Linked DNA regions of Homo sapiens: region 2 is linked to region 1. A link is an interaction called in ENCODE POLR2A ChIA-PET data of the cell type or tissue named here. Cell type or tissue: PC-3. All regions are shown on one strand.

Region 1 (8,000 bases):
TTAACCTCTCTGTTGTCTGGTCACCTCATCTGTGAAATGGAGATAAAGTAATGTTACCTGATAGGATTATCATGAAGATAAATAAGTCAGTACATGCAAAGCACTTAGGTTACTGCCCGTCATAAAGGAAGCACTCAATAACCATTAGCTCTTATCTGTGACATGCTGATACAGGTATTTTCCCACATACCTAGCAGAGTAGTTTTTAAAATATTTTTAAATAATAATAATAAGGCCATCATGTATTTTGTTTTCTAAAATATTGTCATATTATGATCTCATTTTAACTTTCCAGCAAATATATGATATTGAAACTGTAGATGCAAAAGTACTTTGGAATTATAGGAGACTTGGTGAGTCACTTTTTTTTTCTTGAGACAGGATCTTACTCTGTCACTCAGGCTGGAGTGCAGTCATGTAATCATAGCTCACTATAACCTCCAGCTCCTGGGCTCAAGTGATCCTTCCACCTCAGTCTCCCCAGTAGCTAGGACTATAGGCATGCACCACCATACTCAGCTAATTTTTGTTTTTATTTTTAGTAGATATAGGGTCTCTCCATGTTGCCCAGACTGATCTCGAACTCCTGGCCTTGTTGAGCCACTTCTAAGGAAAATTGGCTCAGACCTGCTTGTGGCAGCCTTAGTCAATGAGTTTCATACCACCTGACTCCCCCTCTCCTGCCACTGATAATTAGATCCCGGTGGGCACCTGATCCAATGACAGCCAATCCCTGGGCTGCACAGTAGTCTATATGGTAGCCTGGAGAAAAAAATCTGTTCAACAGTCATGCTAGGTTTATCAAAATCTCAAGTCTTAGAAATTTGAATTAAAACTTAAAGGCTCTGAGAACATAAATCAGCACAATTACTTTGGGAGCAATATAGCAGTGTCTATTCAAATTTTCAAATGTACATAATCTCTGACTCAACAATATTATCCTTGATATGTACCCTAAAGAAATATGTATCACAAAAAGACACATCCAAGGATGTTTTGCACCATTGCTTATTGACAAAGCTTTGGAATTTGAAAACAACCTAAATATCCACAGGAAATGACCAAATAAAATGTGATGTATCATTCAATAGAATGCGGAAGGATCACCTGAACCCAGGAGTTCAAGACCAGCCTGGGCAACATAGTGAGACCCTGTCTCTATAAAAACTAAATAATAAATAAACAAATAAATACTGTCTTTTAAATTTCCAAAATGAGAATAGTAACATATGGTAGCCAAATATTTTTTGACAGGACATAAAAAGCACTAACCATAAAATAAACAATTGATAATTGGACGTAAAAGCTCATGTTTACTCAAAGACTTTTGTTTGTTTGTTTGTTTTTGAGACAGAGTTTCACTCTTGTTGACCAGGCTGGAGTGCAATGGCGCCATCTCAGCTCACTGCAACCCCCGTCTCCCGGGTTCATGCAATTCTCCTGCCTCAGCCTCCCGAGTAGCTGGGATTACAGGTGCCTGCCACCAGGCCTGGCTAATTTTTGTATTTTTAGTAGAGATGGGGTTTCACCATATTGGCCAGGCTGGTCTCAAACTCCTGACCTCAGGTAATCCACCCACCTTAGCCTCCCAAAGTGCTGGGATTATAGGCGTGAGCCACCATGCCCGGCCTACTCAAAGACATTATTAAGAGAAAAGGTAAACCACAGACTGGAAGAACTTATTTTATAAAACATATATCGAACTAAGGATTTTTGTTTCTTTGTTTTTGAGAAAGAGTTTCGCTCTTGTTGCCCAGGCTGGAGTGCAGTGGCACGGTCTTGGCTCACTACAACCTCTGCCTCCAGGGTTCAAGTGATTCTCCTGCCTCAGCCTCCCGAGTAGCTGAGACTACAGGCACATGCCACCACGCCTGGCTAAATCTTGTATTTTTAGTAGAGACAGGGTTTTGCCATGTTGGCCAGGCTGGTTTCAAACTCCTGACCTCAGGTGACCCACCCACCTCGGCCTCCCAAAGTGCTGGGATTACAGGCATGCCCAGCTTGAAGTAAGGATTTATATCAAGAATTCCTAAAAATAATTAGGAAAAAGGTGGGCAAAAGAACATGCAATTGAGCATGCACTTCACACACACACACAAAGGTTCATGTGGGTAACATGCAGAGATGAAAATGTGCTCAATATCATTAGTGTCTGGCTTACTTTGTGTACTAGTTGACAAAAGCCAAGGCAAAGAATATAGGAAGTAGAGCTAATGGAAAGGAAAGATGGCGAATCTGACTTTGGACGTTTAGTGTCTAAGGTGCCTGTAGGACACACAGGGGAAGATGTACAACAGGCAATTAGATGTGTGGATCCAGAGGCAAGGAAAGAGGTTTGGGTTTAAAAAGAGATATGACAGTAAAAGATATGGGAGAGGATGAGCTCACTTGGGGACACTGCCTTGAGTGAGAAGGCAGGAAAGCTTAGGAAAGAATCTACTTTTTTTTTTTTTTTTTTTTTTTTTTTTTTTTTTTTTTGGAGGGACAGAGTTTCACTCTTGTTGCCCAGGCTGGAGTGCAATGGCGTGATCTTGGCTCACTGCAACCTCCACCTCCCAGGTTCAAGCAATTCTCCTGCCTCAGCCTCCTGAGAAGCTGAGATTACAGGCGCATGCCACCCTACCCAGCTAATTTTTGTATTTTTAGTAGAGACAGGGTTTTGCCATGTTGGTCAGGCGGGTCTTGAATCCCTGTCCTCAAGTGATCCACCCGCCTCGGCCTCCCAAAGTGCTGCAATTACAGGCGTGAACCACCATGCCCAGCCACTTGCATTTTTAAAAAGGACAGCAGGGAAGAGACCTCAATAAGAGAGACTTTGAATTTTGAATGGCCAGAGGTTTACCCTAGGTATGCCAACATTTAGTCAAAACAATCAGACAGTTGGGTAACAGAACGCTTGAGGTCTAAGCCTTTCAAGAGAACACTGAACTAGAAGTTCCTCTTTGGTTTCTATAAAGCCAAAAGATTCAGAAGTTCCAAATTTCAGGTCCTGAAGATTTTGTGAACATGAATCAGGTCTCATGAAGCTTTTTGGAGAAGGATCAATATGCAATGAATACAGGTGATCTCAAGAGGCAGAAGCCCAGAGGACTCCAGCTGTCTACCTTTGAGTACAAGACACAGGAGACTTCTTAAACATGAAAGTGTTTTCCCAATACTACTCACTTTTACCCCATGGGCCAAATTTCTATGTATTTTTATTAAAAAGGAAGAAAACTCAGCCTTCAGAGTTGCGATTCACCTAAGTATAAACCCTGAAGCTTCAGAACCACGACTAGGAAATCACCACCTCACCTATCTTTAGCCTTGATTACTGGGGTCTTGACAGAATGTAGAGAGTAGAGCTGATGCGAAGGGAAGATGGAAAGTCTGATTTTAGATATTTAGAGTCTAAGGTGCCTGTAGGACACACAGGGGGTAGTTGTACAACAGGATCCAGAGTTAAGAAAAGAGATCTGGATTAGACAAAAGACATATGATAGTAAAAGACAGGGGAAAGGATGCTGGTTATTCCCGGAGATAATCGACAACAACTAATAGCCTCTAAAGTGTTACATGATTCAAAGTACATTCCACAATCTGTTCTTTTATCTTCTGAATCAGGGAGCAACCTGGTTAAAGTTTTTAGGAAGGGACAAGCAGGCTATTTTTCAAAAGAATGACAGGGCCTCTTTTCTGAACAGCTCAATTAAGAGGGTCAGGAAAAGGGAATGGGAAGGACGATGAACATGAAACCTTCTTTGGTCTGGATCTAGGTCTCTGATGATATTGAAAACCTCCCCCCGTGCACATATCACCAACAATGGATCTGTCAGAATTCCCAGCAGCTGAAATGAGGCAGAACAGACATGTGCCCTGGGCTTCCAAAAAGAAAAAATAATAATAATAACCCATGCATTACAGATTTGGAATATGCTTTCAATGAATAAATGTATGGAGATGATTAAAAGATGTACATGGCAAATGGCTGGCCAGACAGGCACTGACATGGATGTGCCATAGGCTTATATATTTATTTGCAAAACACAATGTAATAGAAATGGACATCATACTTTGCATTTATATAGCAAGTATTTCTCCAAGGACCTCAAAGGATTCTACAGCCATTACTTGATTCATCCTTGTTACATGCTTGTAAAATGAAGGCGAGGCAAGGATTACTCATCCCATTTTATTAAAGAGGAAGCTGAAGCCCCAAGAGGCTCCATGGTTTGGCCAAGGGCATGTCGTGAGTCATTTATTTGCTCAAAATCAGGTAGGGGCTGAAATTAGTCCCAAATTGTCCTTATACCTGCTGATTTTTACCTGTAGACTCCTGAAAAGGAAATGATTCTGTTTCTCAAGCTTGTTTGTGATTGAGACCATCAAACAGGTAGTGTTAAGGGAAGAGTATAAACTGGGGAAGCGAAGAGGTTAGCAAGCATTTGTCATTTCACTTTTCCTTCGGTAGGCAAATGCTGCTGCATCCTTATGGACAAACACAGCACTCTTTACAACCAAGTGGAGAAAATGTTCCTATCATTGTTGCACTGGAAATAAGAGACATGGCTCCATGTTAATACTTGCCAGTTAATGACTGCCCACAATGCATGTATTTTTTGTTTTCATTTGTCTTTTCCACAATGCACATTTTTAATGTGCACTTTATATTATGTCATTTATCTTACAACTACTATATGAGCTAGATATTTCCTTGCAAAATTAAGAGACAGGCTTAAAGAGATTAGATGACTTGTCCATAGTCACATAACAAACAAGTTTAGACTTGGGATTTGAGTGCATTTTTGCTGATTTGAATAGATGTGCACTTCTACCATGTTTTACCAATAGAACTTCACTTCCACACTCCACAGGGGTCCTACAGTCAGGCATAGCCTAGAGATGTATAAGAAAGCTGGGGCTAGCCTGGGTGCCTACCTCGCACACATGTTCTGAATGACAGCCCAGGGTAAATGCAGAGATTATTCCTTTCTCCCCAGACAAATACATGGGATATGGCCCCACCTCAGCCACTCTGATTGCCAGGATAGTTTGGGCCTTCCTGGTCCCAGATTCACACCTTGCATCTGACCCAGGCCCAAGCTAGTGGCAATGCCAGCTGAGCTTCATAAACAGGAGATGGAAAGAAAAAACAATAACCTGGAAGCTACTCCAGGGCACTCTTCTCCCACTTGCACTGACCACTACTAGTTGGCATCTGAATTTCAACCATCGCTGGGCAGTAAGTGCAGGGTCTGTCTCCTGGGGGCTCCCATTCTTCAGAGTGGAAAACTGAGGCTCACACATGTTCAAAGTTACCAAAGAAATCAGAAAGCGAAAAAGCATCAGGGACTATTTTCCCCAATGTTTTCTGTAATTTTGATTTTAACCGTTAGAATGTGCTATTGCAAGCAGTAGAGAAAGCCATCCTCTGAAAATGCAGGATGGAAAAGAAAAATTCTGAGATGTATTATTGTCCCCATTCTCCAGATAAGAAAAGTGATGCTCAGAGTGTAAATAGCACATACTAAAGCCAGGATCCGAACGTGGATCTGTGGAAGTCACGCCCTTTCCATTAAGCCTCACTAACCTCCAAAGAGTTTGATGGTGTATCCTTCTCCTGATGATGCCATCCCAGTGGTGTCAGAGGAGGCTTCTAGCACAGCCTCAGAACAGCAGTATGAGTTATAGATGCAGAGAAGGCCAAGGGTGGGTGAGGTGCCCTCTCTGTGGAGCACTGCAGTTACTGGGGCTGGAGCAGGGACGCAGCCTCTGCGGTGCTGTGATTCTCAGGGTTTGCTTGCCAGCCAGTGCTGTCCACAAACACAAGTCACATATGGATATAGTTTGGAAATTAGCCCCACCCAAATCTCATGTTGAAATGTAATCCTCAGTGTTGGAGGTGGGGCCTGGCGGGAGGGGATTGAATCATGGGGGCGGATTTCTCATGAATGGTTTCGTACTACTCCCTTGGTGCTGTTTTTGTGATAGTGAGTTCTCATAAGATCTGGTTGTTGAAAAGTATGTGGCACCTCCCCTCCTCTCTTGCTCCTGTTTTCTCCATGTGACGTGCCTGCTCACTCTTCACCTTCCGCCATGATTGTAAGCTTTCTGAGGCCTCCCCAGAAGCAGATGCTGCTATATTTCCTGTACAGCCTGCAGAACAATGAGGCAATTAAACCTCTTTTCTTTATAAGTTACCCAGTCTCAGGTATTTCTTTATAGCAATGCAAGAACGGACTAACACACATACGCAGTGTTAAATTTCATGGGAGCCACAGATGCAAGCCACATATGATCTTAAAACATGAGGTACTTACATAAAAATGAGTAAAAAGAAACAGGTGACATTAATTATAATAATACATTTTATTGAAACCAATAGAGCCATTAGATTGCCACTTCAACATGTCATCAATATGAAAAATATTAACGATATACTTTACATTCTTATTTTTTTTATCTAGGTCCTTGAAACACATCACCATTTGGACAAGCCACGTTTCAAGCGCTCAATAGCTGCAGGTGACTAGTGGCTTTCACATTGGATAGTGCAAATCTAGAAGGATAGGATAGCTCAGAAAGCTTGGACTATGGATTGCGGATCTAGACTCCGATCAACTGCCAGGGCGACTTAGCAAAGGGCTTGAGAGGTTGGACACTATTTCATTTCCATCTTATGCCAGTTACTAGACCCTGTTGTCTCAGTTTCTTCATCTGTAAAACAGAGATAATAACAATATCTACCTTGTAGGCTTTTGTGAGGATGAAATGAGGAAATGCTTAGAACAGAAATGGGCACAAAGTAAGCAATACAAAGGTATTTGCTAATGTTTTTCTTATTTCCCCGGGACTCTGTTTTCTTTTCTGTAAAATAAGGCTGTTGAAAACAGATAATCATTGAGATCCCTTCTTGCTCTTATTCAGTGAAAACCCTAGGTGGGAATCCAGTTCTAGTGCTGTCTTATCTCCGTGCTTTAGTTCTGAAGCATGCACTGGGCAGGGCCTCAGATCCAGCCTTAGTAGAGGCTTGCAAGGTGCTGCTGTGGCTGCCTTAAAGTTGGCTAGGCAGAAGGACTCATCTCATTTGTTGTCAGTGTTAGAAGCTTGTTCCCTCTGTCCTGGGTTCACGCTGACTTGTTCCCTGGACAGCCTCCACATTCTCACAGTTGTCCTCCACAGACACAAAGTTCCCAGTTATAAGCCCTCACGTATTTGAATCTCTAAGCTAGAAGAAATCCAAGCTGGACCTGGAGTTTGGGGGAAAACTCATCCATTTCCAAGTTCCTTCAGCACCAGCTAATAGAAAAGAATCTCCCCGGGAATGACAACCGTGCAGCTTTGTACACCTGCTGTTCTTGGGGCTGAGAGAGGAATGGGAAGCTGAGTGGTCAAAAGGGCAAGCCCTTGAAAAGTTGTGAATGAAGATGCCAAAGCCTCAGCAACAGCCATTCCAGCTCAGGAAAGTCCAGCTGTCTGGCTTCTTTCCCCTAGAGACCAAAGTGAAGAACTGTAGAAATTCAAGGTGGAGACTAACCAGGGAATCAGACACCTCCTGCCCAGGGAGGCCGGCAGAGACGAGTGCATCTCCAATTCATCTCCAGGGATCTCTCCAATCCACTCAGAAGCTGGAGTGTCTGCTACTTCTTGGAAGTCAGGGGTCTGCTGACTGATGTGTCTTCATGCCAGGAATTCTTCCTCCCCATTTTACCAAACAGAAGGATGGCAGGGCTGCTCTTCTCAAAAGAGAAGAACAAAACCATGGCCCCTCCTGCCAAGCAGCGGTTTCCTCCCAGCTGTTCATGTAGATTTGCTGAGAGCTACATTCTCCCATATCAGCAAGCCCTTAACCAAGAGCCTACCCTGAAAAGAGAGATACCAAAGAATTGGAAGTCACAGACCTACCCATGAGAAAGGACTCCAGACCAATCACTGAGCAACAGTGAAACCAGACACCATCTTGGTCCCGATGGAGGAAGGAATGAAACACAGAGACTCTTACACTCAGCCATCATTGGCTA
Region 2 (8,000 bases), 710 kb before region 1:
GGAATTTTTTTTTTTTTTTCCCAAAGAGATAGGGTCTTGCTCTGTCACCCAGGCCAAAGTGAAGTGGTGCTATCCTAACTCATGACAGCCTCAAACTTCTGGGTTCTAGCGATCCACCTGTCTCAGTCGCCGAAGTACCTGGGACTACAGGTATGTGTCACCATGCTCCACTAATTTTTAACATTTTTTATAGAGATGGGGTCTTGCTACGTTGTCCAGGCTGGTCTTAAACTCCTGACCTCAAGCAATCCTCCCACCTCGGCCTCCCAAAATTCTGAGATTACAGGTATGAGCTACCATGTCTGGCCATGAGACTTTTTTGAGCTGCCTTCCAAAAAGTTTCTCCCCTGCTGGAGAAGGCTTCTGAGGCTTTGGTGGCAAGGAGGTTGGAAGGAAAGAGATGGGTTGTCTTTCTGCTTAACCACTTTTACCTCCCCACCAAGATATGAGTATTCTGGGGCTGGAGGTGGCTAAATCTGAGTGTTCCCAGGTATTGTTGGACCTGAGAGGCCAGAATGATGTTGAAGCCACCTGACGACCTGCCCTCATCATTGCATCCAAAACTTAAACAAAATCCTACTGTGTTCCAGGTATTCCCATGGGAGTCTCAGATACAAATTGCCATTTTGGCCTCTAGGCAGGATTCTACCTAAGATCATATATGGGTGCCTTATATACATCGTGGTTTTTTATAATAATGAAAATGATTAGATATCTTCAGTCTACCTTTAAAAATCTATAAGTCAATACATTCTTTACATTGGTCTTTCTGCAACAGACCAACATTTCCTCCAGTGATAATTCAGCTCTGTCCCTTTTGTTCTTCCTTCCCCCACAGAGCATAAAACTTATCCATGATTTTCTGTCTCAGACAGGATTCCTCTACTACAAGTATCACTTGTGATGAGTAAACATATTTTTTTAAATGTTGCATGTAATTATAACCATATTTTCAATGCATCAGGTTAGCATACCTGGAATATTTTATTTTATTTCATCTTTATGATCAAAGTTGTTCTGGGTCTTTTCCCAGACACACCAGACTTGGGAGAGAAAGATACATCTTAAACCTCACTTAGAGAATGAGTCTTTCTTAGATCCAGGGAGGTTTAGTTAGGCAGTGTTGGCTTATGCCCTAGGTGGGCCTGAACTTGTACAATGTTGACCTTAAGTAGAGCTAGTGTGGCAGCTGGGGACCCTAGAGGCTCTGTGACCTAGGAAGGGCCATGGCTGGAGGGATGCTGATAGTACTGATGGCTTCCCTGCCTCAACCAGGCTGTGGGCTTCTTTATCTCTTTTTGGGTAGGAAATGTGGATTCATTGTAGGAAACTAATGAATCTCTTTCTAAAATGGAGAATTATTTTCTAAAATTAATAGCCTCATAATGTATCCATTTTATAAATTTGGTTTTTATTTAGCCACATTTTGATTACCCCAAAATTATAGGCAATAGAAGCTTTCAACATTGTAGCTGAGATGTTTTTCTGAAAGGAATTTGTTCATTTTCTTCACATAGAAAATACAGTTCATTAATATAGCTGGATCTATTTCCCCAGTGTGTTTATACCTTCTTCCAATTAAACTGAAGGTGCCCCCACAGTACTGCCCGAAGGTAACAAATGCTGAATAAAAAAATGTATTTGAAGATGGACCACTGGGGCTTAGGGTCTTCTAGTGCCTGTGTGCATGTGTGTGTGTATCAGCTAGCTTAGACTACATTATGTTGCAGTAACAAATGACCCCCAAGTTTAGGTGGCTTACAACAACAATAACGAAGGCTATTTTCAACTCACGTTCATGTGCACCCTGGGCTGGCTGCAGCCCTGCTCCATGTTATTTATCTGGGAGACTTGGAAGGGCAGCCCCTGTCTGGGACATGTTGATCTCATGGCCAAAGGAAAAGAGAGATGGCAGAACCGTGCCGTGGTTGTTAAAGCTACTGCTTGGTGGTGGCCCACTCCCATTTTTTTGGCCCAGCCAAAGTGAATGGTGTGGAAAATATAACCCTGCCTGGAGCCTGGGGAGGGGGCTGGTGTGTATGTATGCAGGGAGGTGGGAGAGAAGGGCAATGAATATTTTGTGGATAATTCTGTCCATACAGTTTATCATAAGGTTTATTTTTGTGAACATCAACATTCAGTCAAGAACTATCTTCTTGGTCATCTAAAATGCGCTAGGCACTTCTTGACTTAAAGAGCTTGTGATCTCTTCTTTGCTTAGTATTGGAGAAGATGTGCAAAAAATATAGGATATGGCTGATTTTATATCATCAACCCCAGATATAATGTTGAAGATTTTTAAAAAACTAAATCCTCTCTCAGATGATTTTCCTGTGATTTACTTTTTTCCTCCTAAAACTGAAACTGAAATTATTCCTTTTCTTTCATTAGTCAGGCTCTGAATGTTTGTATCTCCCCAAAATTAGTTTTGTTAAGAGTGAGGGCACTTTTCTACTTAAATACAATGATTAGATTGTGTTCAGCAGATGTCTCTTGGATAATTAAATTACCCAAATTTATGGAAGCATTTCTTTTACCTATAATTAAATAAAGTTTCCAAATTAATTTTCCCTAAGTAATTTAAGCTCCAGAGATTCCCCCACTTCCCCTCTGAACCCCCCTTGCCAACCATGGGTTCCAAAAATTCACTCTGGACACAGGCAGGATATTGCCCATTAAATTCCATTTCTCAGGACAAGGAACCCAAAGCTGTCTACTGACTTAAAACAAGCTCACATGCCTCCGTATCAGGGTTCCCTGCCAACCTGCTCCTCTCTGGAAAAGGCAAGAGACTTGCAGAGTCAGAATCCTGAGTGGAGGAAGCTATCCTGCAGATTGCATTGAAAAACATTGATTTTTATCTCTCAAAGTCATTTTGTAGACTGCCAAGTTTTTGGCCAACATGTCTTAAACTCGCATCATATTGATGATGCCTGGGGAAGCATCAGTCATCCATAACTGGGTACCATAATATGTATTTTCATGGCTGAGCTGGTGACAGCAATTGCAGGGGCCTTAACAATCTCAGAAAGCTCTTAAGGAGTTGCCCGGTGGCTATTATGCTAGGAGGGGCACTTTGATTCTGTCTAAGCTCTTCACCTTCTATTTTCAGGTGGATAAGATATACTCACACATGCCTGATTCTGTATCCCCTCTCCATACACACATCCATAGTCATAAACATGCACAAACACCCAGCTGACACACACACCTGTGTTCACCCACGCACAGGGAGGCACCCACACATGCAAGCATAGGAACCGGCAGAGCCTTCTCTGCACTCAAGCCTGGGGCTGCTCCCGCTGGGCTCTGCCTTGCATCCACCTCCCTCATGTTCTCTCTGGGAGATTAGCGGCACACCACCTAATCAGTTTACCTCTGACTCGCCCACTTTGGCTTCAGGATGATGACAGAGTAGAGCTATTTAGCTGTCAAATGCCCTGACCATTGCCCAGATGGACAGTGCCTCAACCACCAGAGTGGCTTCTTTCTCCTCTGGGTGTGGGGGGAATCAGTCTCCCGGTTGCTTTTTTTTAAGTGCTCCTTGCATCTGCCTTCAATTTGCATGTTAATGTCTCTTGCTTGCTGACCTCGCTTCCCGGCAGCCAGCCTAAGTGTGAGTCCCATAATTAGCTTAGTGATAATTTAATCTCTCTGCCTTGAATCTGATTGTTTCTGAGGGAGTTGGGTCAGGGGAAGGGGGACCTTTATTTCTCCCTTGACCTGTGCTTTTGTCTGGATTCTTGTTCTGTGCGGGGGCAGGGGCAGAAGGAAGCAGTGGGATTGGGGGATGCAGTGACAGAGCGGTTCCTGGCATCAAGGGTAGATACCGGGCAGGAAGCTGAAATGAAGTTCATCTCTATCTCTAACATTTTCTCTCTTAGAGGGGGTTCCGTTTCTTTGTCCTCATTTCCCACTAAAACTGTGAACACATGTGAGTATGGGCACATAAAGAGCTCTAAGATGCTTGGAGCTGGGGGGCAGCTTGAAAATGGGAAATCAATGTGCTTCCTCCGCTGGTCACGGCAACCATTCTGTCAATCCCAAGGAGGGCTGGGAGGGGCAACGGGAGCTACTGTGGGCCACCCTGCTGCCTCCCACTACTGCTCCTAGGACTCCTGCAATCTTCATGCCCAGGTGTCTGCCCTGGTCTGTGTCTGGGGCCAGCCATCCCTCTAAATTGTTAAGAGCCAGGCCTGGGTGTGGCTTAAAATCTTGGAACCGACATCCAGGAAATCTTAACTTTGTTTCTGGCTGCACTTCTGGTTTGGGACAAATTCTTTATCCACACGTATGTCACCTTTGGAGTAATGAGCATATTAATGTATGCACCCTCCCTCCATCTCTCTTATGAATGAGCTGAGGGTAGTGAGACTTCATGTCTGTAGAACATTCTTTAATTCACCCAGGAGGAAAAAATTAAAACAAATTAAGAAGATGGCAAGGATCCATAAGACTTTCTGTGTTTAAAAAACTTCTAAGAAGAGTCTTCAGACTCACAAATGCAAACAGCCATGTGAGCCCAGGCAAGGTAGAAATGCAGAGGAGGGGAAGGTCTCCAGAGGTGGGGCTCTGCAGGGGAAACAGCAGATGCTCCAAATAGATGCACTAACCAGTTCTGATAGGATTTAATTGTGTGTGTGTGCGTGCGCGCGCGTGTGTGTGTGTGTGTACATGTGCTCAATATCTCTTTGGGAGAACTTCGGAGACCCCAGTGAAGAAAGTGAGATGTAATTCATCAGAGCCACCCTTGGCTACTCACTGAGTCCCTGTAACATGTGCGGTGTTGTAATTGGGGTGAATAACCTGGGTGATGGAAAGCAGGATGGGCGGGGCAGGCTCAGCTCTGCAAGGCTTAGGTTCACTCCTACTACCTCCTGCAGGCTGGAAACAGGGGCTTTGATTTATGAGCTCACTTTTAATTAAAAGAACTACAGAAAAAAATCTCACGTTGCCTCTACAGGATAAATGTTTTACAATCTAAACTAATTTTGTGTCTTTCCCAAACGCCCTAGTGCTGCAGCTGGTGTGTGCATGTGTGTGTGTGTGTGTGTGTGTGTGTGTGTGTGTGTGTGTGTGAGACAGAGAGATCTGATCTTGGCTCAGCCCTGTGGGTCTGACCCCGTAAGGATTCTTTGCTTCCACTGCTAATGCTGCCTTTGCATTTGGGCTCTGCTGCACAGCCCTAATGCCGCCTTCTAGGTGTTTATTGCCCTGTTTTTTTTTGTTTTGTTTTGTTTTGTTTTGTTTTTTGTCATTTCTGTTTGCAGCTTTCTCTGAAGTCTTCACTTGAAGAGATGCTGTCAGTTCTGTTCTAAGTTGCTTGTTGAACTTTCTTTCCTTTAACCACAATAATGTTCATGCTGTCTTGGGTGGGAGAGGTTTTATTTTGGTGGCCACCCCAAATTCTCAGTACATTTTAATTTCTTTTTTTTTTTCTTGTTTGAGACGGAGTCTTGCACATTCTAATTTCTCTGATAACCCCTCATTACGTTCCCATGGCACTTCCCAGTATGGAATTTATTAGCTTCCTAGCCCTTGTTCTCAGGGAGCTGATCTTCTCTAATATGACTGAAACTGACACAGGAGTGGCCCTGGTGTGCTTGAATATAAACCTGGCCTTTTTAACGTGACAATATTTATTTGCCATCACTATCCATCCCCATTAGCAGTGTGATACGAACCACTCTTTTTGGAGGGTCTTGCCTTCTGTAAGTACCTATGTTTATTTGACATTTAGAAATGTATTTATTTCTTTGTGAGAGGTGTCAAGTCTGCTTTTCTTAGTTATTTTCATACCTTCCTTCTTCACAAAGGTTCATGGGATGCTGTCCATTAGCTACAGAAGCAGGAGACAGGGGTCCCCATCCCAGCAAAGGACCTGCCGCCACTGCCCTCCTGGGACTGCTTTTGGGAAACACTGGGGGAGCCGCTGAGGCCTCTTTGCTCCAGGAACAGGAGGGAGAATCTGACCACCAGACACACTAAGAAACTGCAGGGAAACTGACCAGCAAAAGTGTCCGGCTAAGGAAGCCAGAAAAACCAACTTCAGAGCCATGCAGAGGTAGCTTGAGCCAGTGGCAAGATTTGGGGTTTGCACCTGGTGACAAGTTCTCATCTTTTTCTGCCACTGACTCACTGCAAGAGACAAGGGATCCTTGCCCCCCTTTGCAGGGATTTGGTCTTATTTTCAGTAAATAAGAGGGAATGTGCCCCCACTCTCTCTACCTTCTGCCTGCTGCTGCATTTGTAAATACTCTGCCACGTAACATCCTGATGTGGGCCTGACAGGAGAAGCTGTAACTCCACAATGATAATGTTTAGTACTGTTTGTCACTCATCTCAAACGAAGTGTGTCCGTATCTGTGGACCTGTCCTGGAACTTCAGCTCACTGTGCTTGGGGTTGTGGGGACTCTGAGGAGAGCAGGCTAGTAATGCCCCAGACCCCCCAGCCTGTTCCCCGCTGGCCACGCCCTCACCATCACCTGTACCTGCTCCTTGTGGTCTTGGTGCTCCCTTTTAGTGAGCTGAGAGAGGGGCCCTGTGCCTTTCACCTACATTATGGGACTAGCAGTGACGTCCACTTCCCAGCTTTTCCAGTGATGTTTCCCTGAGCCCTGGGGCTGTTCTGCAAGATGAGATCATCGGTGCTAAATTTGTCTCTGCTGACAGCCTGGAATTGGGTTCCATAGCCCCAGCAGGCTTGGGAGGCGGTCGGCTGGGGGTGTGTCCCGTGCACTGCCCTGGCTCCTGCCATTGCCCCTGCTGCTGTCTGTTGAGAGAGGCTTCCTTCTTCCTCTGAAATTCTTACCTCTCTCTTTTCAGCTCCCAGTTTCCTTGTTCTAAAGATTTGCATTTGTGCCCAAGGAGGGAATTAAAAATATGATAATCATAAGGGAAGCCATGGTAGATATGAAGAATCCAGCAAAATATAGATAATTGATGCTCTTGTGCAACTGACCAGAGCAAGTTAAGAAACAAGCCAAATCCAATAAGGAAAATATTTCTGAGCGAGAAAAGATCTGGATTTTCTTGCCAAAAGACCTTGCTAGGCCCCAAGAAAAATAAATGAAGATATGGGGAAAAAAGTATCAGGGCAAAATTTTTTTATTTTCATGATCAAAAAGCAAGTATGCAGATTGAATCGGAAAGAAAGGTCAGGGTGGGCTCAGATTCCTCAGACTTCTGAGGCTTGTAGACGATAATGGAGCGTGGTTACAAGCAAACTTTACAGAGTGTTTTCTGCAGAGTACAAGTTCCGAGAAATACTCCATCAGAAAAGTGTTTTGGCTTTTGTTTGTTTGATCAAACAAGTTTATGAGGTGCTGCAGGTGTGTCCCTTTTTGGGCAGTTCAATAAAGCACACTCGATGTATTTTTAAATTCTGAGAAAACAAACAAGCCAGAAAGCATACCTGGTTCCAGTAAGAAAGGCCGTGGCCCTGCTTGTTTGTTCTTGCGTGTACTGTTGTTTGGTATGGAAAGCGAGGTGGCTGGTGTTTTACAAGTCCATATGTGGGGAAGTGGGTGAAGGGGGAACCAGAGTTTGAAAGAGCGCCCCTCCTCCTCCTCCCACTCCAAGGCATCTGTGGTCTATCCTTCTGACAAGTGATGTTTGGAACTCAAACGGTCCCAGGGATTAGAAACAAGATCTAGAAGGCCCTTTAAGGAACCAGGGCCATTTGAAACTGGAGAGAGGAGAGAACAGGCTGCTGCTGCTGTCCTGGCAAGGAGACTGATGAGGAGCAGGGCCAAGGTGATCGCTGGGAGTAACAGGTGAGGTGCCCCCATGGGAGGACTCAGCCAGCAGCACTTTCAGAGAAGTTGGGCCATGAAGGGATGAAGGAAGAGGGGCACCTCACCAGGAACGGGCAGTGTATTCCATTCCTAATGCTGTTGTCACAAATGACCACAAATTTACCAACTTCACACAACACACACAACGGTCTATTTGTATTACACCGTTCTTGCATTGCTATAAAGAAATACCTGAGGCTGGA

What was found. ChIA-PET counts read pairs that join two places held together with the same protein. Peaks named below come from ENCODE experiments on the same cell type or tissue, not always from the same donor. Only the 100,000 strongest peaks of a DNase experiment are listed, where the experiment ranks them.
Region 2: POLR2A ChIA-PET joins it to region 1 with 16 read pairs; 1 of 35 experiments calls an interaction of 5 or more read pairs at or near these places.

The regions. Positions count from the first base shown.
Region 1 is chr7:131,765,612-131,773,611 of GRCh38, reverse strand. No RefSeq gene overlaps it. Among named protein-coding and RNA genes, the nearest start is that of PODXL, 210 kb to the right of the region's middle. In PC-3, no CTCF peak of the experiment used is centred here; a DNase peak (open chromatin) is centred at 4,201; H3K27ac peaks cover 1,215 bases.
Region 2 is chr7:132,471,294-132,479,293 of GRCh38, reverse strand. All of the region lies in intron 3 of PLXNA4 (plexin A4), which reads left to right. Among named protein-coding and RNA genes, the nearest start is that of PLXNA4, 100 kb to the left of the region's middle. In PC-3, no CTCF peak of the experiment used is centred here; a DNase peak (open chromatin) is centred at 6,623; H3K27ac peaks cover 1,126 bases.